Regions from separate parts of the Homo sapiens genome. Here region 2 is linked to region 1. A link is a contact called in ENCODE Hi-C or POLR2A ChIA-PET data. All regions are on one chromosome and are shown on one strand. Each heading gives the region's core, a stretch centred on a gene start or an enhancer-like site at or near the end of the contact. The rest is flanking DNA. Distances are from core to core; before and after follow the strand shown. Region 1 has its middle 82 kb from the start of TANK-AS1. Region 2 overlaps TANK (TRAF family member associated NFKB activator).

What was found. A loop is a pair of places that touch in the nucleus more often than their neighbours do. ChIA-PET counts read pairs that join two places held with the same protein, here RNA polymerase II (POLR2A). Pooled maps may share reads with other maps.
Region 2: a map of endothelial cell of umbilical vein shows a loop between it and region 1 (4-fold over the local background). The contact joins two enhancer-like sites. A Hi-C loop is called at or near these places in 2 of 168 maps with a recorded cell type or tissue (PC-3 and endothelial cell of umbilical vein), 1 of 37 single-sample maps with no recorded cell type and 7 of 50 pooled maps. POLR2A ChIA-PET finds 5 or more read pairs at or near these places in 2 of 52 experiments (OCI-LY7 and activated CD4-positive, alpha-beta memory T cell).

What each region holds. Positions count from the first base shown.
Region 1 is chr2:161,076,003-161,080,496 of GRCh38, reverse strand. No RefSeq gene overlaps it. Among named protein-coding and RNA genes, the nearest start is that of TANK-AS1, 82 kb to the left of the region's middle. Within about 2 kb of position 2,841, at least 11 of the 41 ENCODE cell types and tissues checked have a DNase peak (open chromatin) inside an H3K27ac peak, as active enhancers do.
Region 2 is chr2:161,206,199-161,210,887 of GRCh38, reverse strand. The region is part of intron 4 of TANK (TRAF family member associated NFKB activator); the gene reads right to left. Among named protein-coding and RNA genes, the nearest start is that of LINC01806, 36 kb to the left of the region's middle. Within about 2 kb of position 2,212, at least 2 of the 41 ENCODE cell types and tissues checked have a DNase peak (open chromatin) inside an H3K27ac peak, as active enhancers do.

The sequences.
Region 1 (4,494 bases), core at 1,592-4,091:
AAAAAAAAGAGGTGATTAGGTCGTGGGGCTCTGCCCTCATGAATGGATTAACAACATTATTTCAGGAATAGGTTTGTGATTGTGAGAGTCTGTCCCCCTTTTTCTCTGTCTTGAGTGCTGTCACTCTTCTCACTATATGATGCTTTCTGCTGTTATAATGCAGCAAGAAGACCTTCACCAGATATGGCTCCTCAGTCTTGGACTTCCTGGTCTCCAGAACCATGAACCAAGGAAACTTCTTTTTAAATTACCCAGTTTGTGGTATAACAGCAGCAAAAAACAGACTGAGACATATGGCTTCCTTGAGCTTAGAGATGCTGTGTCTACTCAGCTTCATCTGTCATTATGACCATACATTTCCCAAGTGTGTGGGATTTGGACATTGGAAGCTGTGCCTAGGAGTTGCGAGACCTCTACTACACTGTTACTTTACATACTGTGCTGTTACTTTTTGATTCTTTCTAAAAACAAAGTAAATTTGGAGTTAAGTGAAGTCTTTTGTGTCTCATGAGTTGATTATTAATCTGAACCCAAGTTGAGCAGAGTTGGAAAATTTTCATAGCAATAAATTATCCTCTGTATTCTAACTTAATCCTTCTAGTCTCAACCGCCAAAGCCCAAAGGGTCTACAAAGAGGAAAAACCTACTTGATAAATGGGTAGGTAGATTCTCATTATGACTTGACGTTAATGTCCCTCTCAGCTCAGCAACTTCAAACACTAAATTGTCAATGACCCTAATGGTTTTCTGAGATAATAGAAAGTACCATCATGAGAGAAAGAGGTATAAAAAACACAAAGGGAGAAAATCCTATAATAAAATGGCATGCAATTGGCAGCCACTGATTCAATTTCTCCCACTCGCCCACTAAATGTTTATGAAATACTGGTAAAAGGCAAACCTCACATTACCTCATGCTAAAACTAAAACTGACAGATAATCTATTGCTAAAACCTATAAAAATTTGTATCCATTTCCACAAGGAAATAAAAGCAGATTGAGGAAAAACAATTTTTAAGTTAGCTAATAATTGCCTCCTGAAATATAACAGGACAGCTAAGCTGAAAGAAGGTAAAAAGCCAAGTATTTCTCCATGAGCCCTGCTGATTGGTCCAGGGTTTAGAACAATCAAGAAAAAAAATGGATGACAAAAGAAGTACTTTTTGAGGTATACTGTTCTTCACTCCCACTTTCCACATCAATTCATAAACACCCTGGAAGGGAATGGGATTGGTGGCATGCCATTGCATCTGGGGAGATTTGGTCCCCACAAATAAAGCACTGTAGTTGAATGTAGTACTTGAAGAGTCAGACAGACTTGCCACTTACTAGCTAGGTGACTCTAAGTGGGTTATTTAACCTCTCTCTACTCAATTTCCTCATCTAGGGTTGCTGTTAGTATTAAATGAGATAGTGAATGTACAGCACAAAGCATAGTACCTTGTACAATGCTTTGTTCAATAAATGGTAGGCATTTTTATTATGACAAGGGTAGAAAATGGGAAAGTTCTAAGAGTTCTAGGAGTATGTGTGTGCATTGTAGGTTGAGGCTTTGTTTTATGCTCTATGTTCAGTGTGTCAGAGAATCTAGCCATGGAGTGAGAGTGGGGTGGAGTGAGAGTGGATTCTCTGTTAGTCTTATGCTGTCATATATGACGAATGTTTGTCCAGGTACTTGTCATTTTAGCCAGATTTCCAGCTACACAGTCAATGAGGGGCTCACACTTAGCTGAATGGATAGGGTTGTACAAGCCACAATCCCTGTCTTTGGTAAAAGACAAAAATTGACACTACAACAAAAAAACTGACATGGGTTATGGGTCTATGAAAAAAATACTGCACAAAAAAATGGCTTGGAATCCTAAATAATATGGAGGAATACACAAACTCTATGAAACAGCAACAAGCTAATTAGCCACCTTAAACACTGAAGAGTTGGGTACCTCATTTCCCCTCATCATCTCTACCCATTTTACCACCATTCTGGGTGCCCTCTGTCTCTTCCTGAATGACCATTCTGTTGTGGGCTAAATTGTGTTTTCAGCTCCATCCCCATTCATATGTTGAAGTCCTAAGTTCTATTGCCCCAGGATATGACTATATTTGGAAATGGGGTCTTTAAAGAGTTAATGAAGGTTAAATGAAGTCTTTGGAGATTGGTCTCAATCCAATATGACCCATGTCCTTGTAAGGGAAGATTAGTTCACAGACAGAGAAGAAAGAACACTTAAAGGCACAGGGAGAATACGGCTACCGACAAGCCAAGACAAGCCTCTGAAGAAAGACCTTGCTCACGCCTTGATCTCAGAGTGCCAGCCTCCACAACTGTGAGGAAATGAATTTCTGTGGTTTAAGCCACCCAGTCTGTGGCACTTGGGAAGCCCTAGCAAACTAATATACCATCCAATTGCTTGGCCTCTCAGTTTCTTTATTTTCTCATCTCTAGGGACTTTTACTGTGTTTCTCTTCAGCCCCTCCTCCCAGGGCAGCACCCTGATGCTGTCATGATCCAGAACCTTCTGAAATATTACATTCAAATCTGTACTGTTGGGAAATCTCTGACCATAGTTATACTGCCTTGTGACCTTCACATTTGGCTACTGCCACCCAATCCTTCAATGTCACCTGTGTCCCCAAATAAACCCCACTTCTTGCTCCCAACTCCCCCGTCATCTTCCTTGTCAACTGAATCTAGACATTGTGGTTTATCACTTCATCCTTTGTTTTGTCAGTATCTTTAAACCTGTATTTCCTTCCATAGTGACAGCCTCGCAAAACCCCAACCCAGCTGTTTTCCCTGAACTCATACAGTATTTCTGAGCAGTGTTAAAGGAAACCGCACAGCCACATCATGTGTTCTGAACCATTGTAAAGTCATTTAGGTCTTCAAGCCTGTCCCATTATCTCTTCCCTTCTCTGCAGCTACTATTTCAAACTTCCTCTATTCTCTCTTCAAAATTTGGCTCTCACTATGTCCAACAGATGACTTCACTTCCTATTTTATAGGGAAAATTGAGGTCACCAGAGAGAAATTTCCCCCAGTTCTGCCAACTAATCTGTAAACATCTTCATTCTCACTAGTCATTCTTTGTTACCCTGTATTACACACGAATATGTGCTCCTTTTCCTTCCTGAGGTTAATTCCTTAATAACCCTTTGAATTCCATTTCTCACAGTTCTTCCAAGGCCTCACACTTTTCATTGTTCTTTTGTTCTCTCTCATGTTTAATTCTCTACTTTCTCCCCTTATCTGTTCCTTCTGCTCACTATTTAAATACTCTCAAAATATCCCAGTAGCCCCTGCTACTTCTGGAAGCGTGCCTCACGCCTCAGTGTGCTGGGGCAAAATGTTGGAATGAGCCCCACTGACACACGGACATACAAAGTTTGTTTGTTTGTTTTGAGATGGAGCTCTGTCACCCAGGCTGGAGTGTAGTGGCGCGATCTTGGCTCACTGCAACCTCTGCCTCCCGAGTTAAAGCGACTCTCCTGCCTCAGCCTCCCGAGTACCTGGGATTACAGACGGCTGCCACCATGCCCAGCTAATTTTTGTATTTTTAGTAGAGATGGGATTTTGCCATGTTGCCCAGGCTGGACTCAAACTCCTGACTTCAGGTGATCGCCTCAGCCTCCTAAAGTGCTGGGATTACAGGCAGGAACGACCACGCCTGGCCTGGCATTGTTTTAAGTGTCTTTCATATTTTAACTCAACTACCACACAACAGAGCTCTAAGAAAGTCACGATTTTTTCCATATTGGGCAGCTTAGAAAATAAACCATACATAATAACAGAACAATAACAAAAGCAAACATTTACATGGCACCTAATATTAAAAATGCTGTACATTATTACATGATTTATTTCTCACATTAACACTATGAGATTGGTACTATGACCGTTTCTGCTTTACAGAGTGTGACTTCTAAGGATACCCAGTTGGCAAGTGGTAGAGTCAGGATTAGAACCCAAGCAGTTTTAACACATTGTTAAATGTGTTAGCACTGTTTTGAGAAAATCTTTAATCAAAAAGCAAATCAAAAGTAAGACCTGAAGAAGGAAGAAGTCACGGAATAAAAGAATCATTGACTAATTTCTGTCCTACCAGCTCCACTGCTTCCCAGCTCTGTGACCTGAGGCAAGTTGTGTAACCTTTGTGTCTCAATTTTCTCATTAAAAAAAAGGAATAATAAGATTATTTATTTCTTTGGTTGTGAAGATAAAAATATGTTAAAGCACATAAAGTGCTTATATCAATGCTTAAGAATGTAAGATGTACTAAATCAGGGGTGTCCAATATTTTGGCTTTCCTGGGTCACATTGGAAGAATTGTCTTGGGCCATACAAAAAATACGCTAATAGTAATGATAGCTGAGAACAACAACAACAAAAATCCCCCAAAATCACATTATGTTTTAAGAAAGTATGAATTTGTGTTGGGCCACATTCAAAGCCGTCCTGGGCTGCACGTGGGATCAAGGCTGCGGGTTGGACAA
Region 2 (4,689 bases), core at 963-3,462, 130 kb before region 1:
ATCTATGCACACATAACCAAGATAAAGGCAAGTAAGAACTTGTCTTCTTTTCTGTATTTGAACTTAAACTTTGGGCCCTTGATCAAGCCTATCTTAAGCTCACTGAGAATTTTAATTTTTAAATTAAGGTCCTAAATGTTTTATCTGTGCCATAAAATTATAGTTAGAATTTCTTTTTTTTTTTTTTTTTTAGACGGAGTTTCACTCTTGTCACCTAGGCTGGAGTGCAGTGGCGTGATCTCAGCTCACTGCAACCTCCGCCTCCCGGGTTCAAGCAATTCTCCTGCTTCAGCCTCTCAAGTGGCTGGGATTACAGGTGCCTGCCACCACGCCCGGCTAATTTTTGTATTTTTAGTAGAGACGGGGTTTCATTTTGTTATATAATTAGGACTTTACATTATTTTATAATGCTTGCTAATTGCTGTAGGTCTCCATATTGTCATTTCCCCAACCAGACTATATCCTTAAAGGGGATAGATGTTGTCTATTACAATACTATTGCTATTGCTGTGTTTTGTTTTTTGTATTTCTGTTAATGACTAGCAAGGCTTGGCAAATAGGAGTTCAATAACTACTTCTTGTGTAAGTGATTGACAAATGACTTTTTAGACAACAGCTTTCTTCAAATATGTCAGAGCTTCTATATTTACTTGAAGTTGTCAGGTACAGCACATCTTACTGCTTGCAATTGCCAGCTCCACAGCTATATCACTGTTTATACTATTCTAAACCTAAAAAATCTTTCTTGTTCCTCAAAGCCACCATATCTGCTGATCTAATCACAATGATAGCTATATTCGAAATCTGCAAACTGTTTAACTGACATCTTTCAGTAACTGCACTCGTCATTTACTTGAGTTTTTGATTAACTCAGATGAAAAATAAAGACATGTTTAAAGAACAAATTAGAAATATATAGACATGAGAACACATAAACTCTATTTAATTAGTGAACTCATACCATGTTCACTTCATATTTTGGATCCTAGAATCTGAAATAACTTTTCAACATTCAATAATGTTAATTATTAAATCAAGACTTTAAGCCAGAAGACAGGGACAACATCTCTTTGCTCTCCAGTGGTTGGCAGTGTTAAGTATACATCATGAATTCAGAATTACTGGATAAATGAAGAAAAATAATTTACCAATATCACCAAATTTTTTGTCTTCTATATTATTGCTTTCTACATATTTTCTTGCATCAAACCACCGGAGAATTTTGTATAATTCTCCACAGGAACAAAAAGTAGCATAGAAAGATGAGGGCAAACAATTTCTGTCAAAACCTAGACACTCAAGATAGTATTTAGTTTGGCAACCAAACTATTTCCCAGAAGCAAATTATAAAAATCTCATTTCTGAGATTATATAAGTGACACAGTACATTACAATCCTGGTTTTTAAAAAAGTGAATTAAACTGACAATTTATAGTTTTGTATTTTTATAGAATGTCTTTATATTTGTTACACAAATACAAAACTTGTTATTTAAATAGTAACTGCTAACATGGACATAAGTTACTATGTCTGAAAATGGTGTTCTGTAAACAAGAGATGAATAGTCTTTGTCAAGAATAATTGTGTGCATTTTTGTTATCTGATTTCCTATCTGCATTTTCAGTTTTTAACATTATAAAAAAGAATTAGTAATATGCAACAATTTCTTAGTTCTCTAAGCATTGCTATTATTCTCCTCTGGAAAGTATATTCATATTAGAATTTTTGAAATTGTTCTTCAGATGACAGGCTATGATATTTTTTCCCTTTAGGATTAATAATCACATAATTCAGGAATTTAATTCACTATTAAGTGAATATTAAGTTCCCTTACGTTTCATCAATATTTGTCATAAGGTAAATTAAGTATCAGCCCCCTTGTCTCTTGATCTTTCACATCCTCTTCTGTACACCACAATCTACAATACCTGTGTTGCTTTTAAAATATATCTATGAAACTTAGATACTTTTCCCTTCAAGGGGTGCAGCTTAATTTCTTGCCCCACTACTTAGTGACTTGCTTCTAATGAACAAAATTAAGTGGAAGTGAAGGAATGTGACTTTGAGACTACGTCACAGAGGGCACCTTTCTCTCTCTCAGATCCCTTACTTTGAGTGAAGTTAGCTATCAGTTTGTGCAGAGAGGCTCATATGGAAAGGCCTCCTGCCAACAGTCATGTGAGTGACTCATCTTGGAAGTGGATCCTCCAACCAGTTAAGCCTTCGGATGACTGCAGTCCTTGTCCACATCCTGACTTCAACATAAGAGACCCTGAGTCAGGGCCACCCAGGTAAGTCACTGGGTGAATTTCTGACCCATAGAAACTCAGGTAAATTTGTCGTTCTAAGCCCTAAGTTTTGGGGTAAGTCTGGAATAATATGATAGATAATGCAAAGGACTGTGCAAATTACTGTGGTGTACAAAAGACAAAACTAAGGTTTTCCATTAAACTGAGTATTTCCTTCCCTACTGTCTCAAGCAGAGTACTAAGGGTCATCTAATGATAGAGGCTTTGTCTTTACCTCTTTCTGTCCCTTTAGAAGTCAAAGGATTTTTGCATTCTTTTTGTGTAGGAATAACATGAATAGAGACTGAACTATAAATTTCATGTTTCTTAAGTAAAATTTTCTAAAAGGGCCTCTTTCCCCTTCAAATATCCCTCTTGCCTCTACTTTGTGTCTCTTTTTTCCAAGGCAGCCAGAGTGGCTATTTGCCAAAATGTCCACAAGTCTTTCCCTTCTCAAACATCCTGACAAAACAAAATCCTAAACAAAACAAATTGTCTAAAGAAAACAAATCCTCAAACCACCCACCAAACAGAAGGAGGAAAGCACTGTGGGTGGCTCGTAGTGGCTTCCTTCTGTTACTGGTTCAAAGCATTTCTATTAACTTACTAATTCATTATAGAAGCTAGGCCAATTGATTGGGAATGTGATTTCTAGAAATAGGTTAGTTTTGCAGAAGACCATTAAAGTATATTAAAAATAGAATAAAAAAGAATCATACCATCACCTTAACCATTTCTCTATAATGCCTTCCAGTTCTCATCCATGTGGGTGCATACTTTTAAAAAACTGCAACAGACATGGATTTTTTTCATTGTGGAAGAAGCTTGAATATAACCATATATTCAGAGTTCTTTAGGAAAGGTTTCACCTGTATTAGCTAAAGGTGAATTATAACTCACTAAGTATAGATCAACACATAGGCCAATGGAACATATTTTAATTTCCATTGCTTGATGGGCCAGTATTTTTTCTAACATAGGCCTAATTTTTTACACTAAGCACACAGCCAACTCTCAAATATTCAATAAATCTAATTTATCCATTCTTTTACAATATATTTTCTCTTTTCTTTAATCCCTTATACGTTTAGTGCTCATTAGCACTTTGGCTAGAGATACATAAAAAAAGAGAAAGCTGAACTGCAAGACAGTTAATTTTTATTTTTATTAAATGGTTACAAAGAAAATTGAGTTGATGAACTATTCAAAGTATAAAAATGTGGCTAAAACATAAACCTTTCCCCTATTAGTAAAGATAATTAAGAGAACTCGCTGAAGTTAGGTTTATTCCTTACTTGGAGCTTTTCCTCTTACCGTCTGCCCAAAAATATAGTTATAATTGATGTAATATTATTCACTCTTTGCACACAGGCTATCTCTGAAATGATTTCTGTTACTTAAACTTAATTTCATCCCAGGTATCCAAATATATATTTCACAGATAAAATACTTAGCTTACAGAATTTAAACAAATATAATTTTTAAAAAGATTTCCATTGAAGGTCTGCTTTTGATACTTATTGACTGAAAATAAACTCTAAAACTTGCATAAATAACAAATTATCCAAATTAAAAAAAACAAAACTATTACTATATCTTAGAACTTTTCACATCATCCCTTTTGTTCTAACCAAGGTTTTATTTTCAAAACTACCTTCTACATACTTTAAACTGGAGATATTCTATTACTTTCAAAGGAATGCTATAAATTATTATTAAATTTGCAGTTAAGTAATGGCATTTGGAAGACATTGAAAGAGGAAGATTAGAAATATTGTTTATTTAAGCACTAAATTTATGTCAGTATAGTAATTCAACAATTTTATAATGTACTACAATAGGCCTAGTAAAAAAATTGCATTCCAAAAAGTCAGAATCATTGTTTCTCAATTTCCTCTTTTGCAAAATAAACCTAGTATATTTCATTGCCATGGTTTCTGTGTTTATCAGCATTTTTAGATAAATGAAAATTCGAATGGGGGTGAAGAAAACTGAATGACTCAAAGAATGGTTTAAAATAAAAATATATGTACTAAGGGGTACCAAGAGAACTTCTTATTCTAAAATTTTTATTTATAGAAAAAAGCTCTCAAAATTGGATTTCTCAGATTTGATGTTAAATAGTAAGATAGTCTTAGTTATGCAATCAGTAACTGAATAACCCTAACAAAGTGAAAATCTCCTACTTTATTTAGAAGGAAAGAAATAAATATAGCACTCTTGATTTAATTGTTCTTGTTGATGTTAAGAAACCTTATTTGCTAGGAGTTCGTATTTTATTCAAAATATGTATCGTCCCACTAAAAGCCAACTCATCTCATTAAAAATATCCTTTTCAAACTTATAAAATTTCAATGACTTATGAAAACATGGAGAACAATATAATATACATACATATACT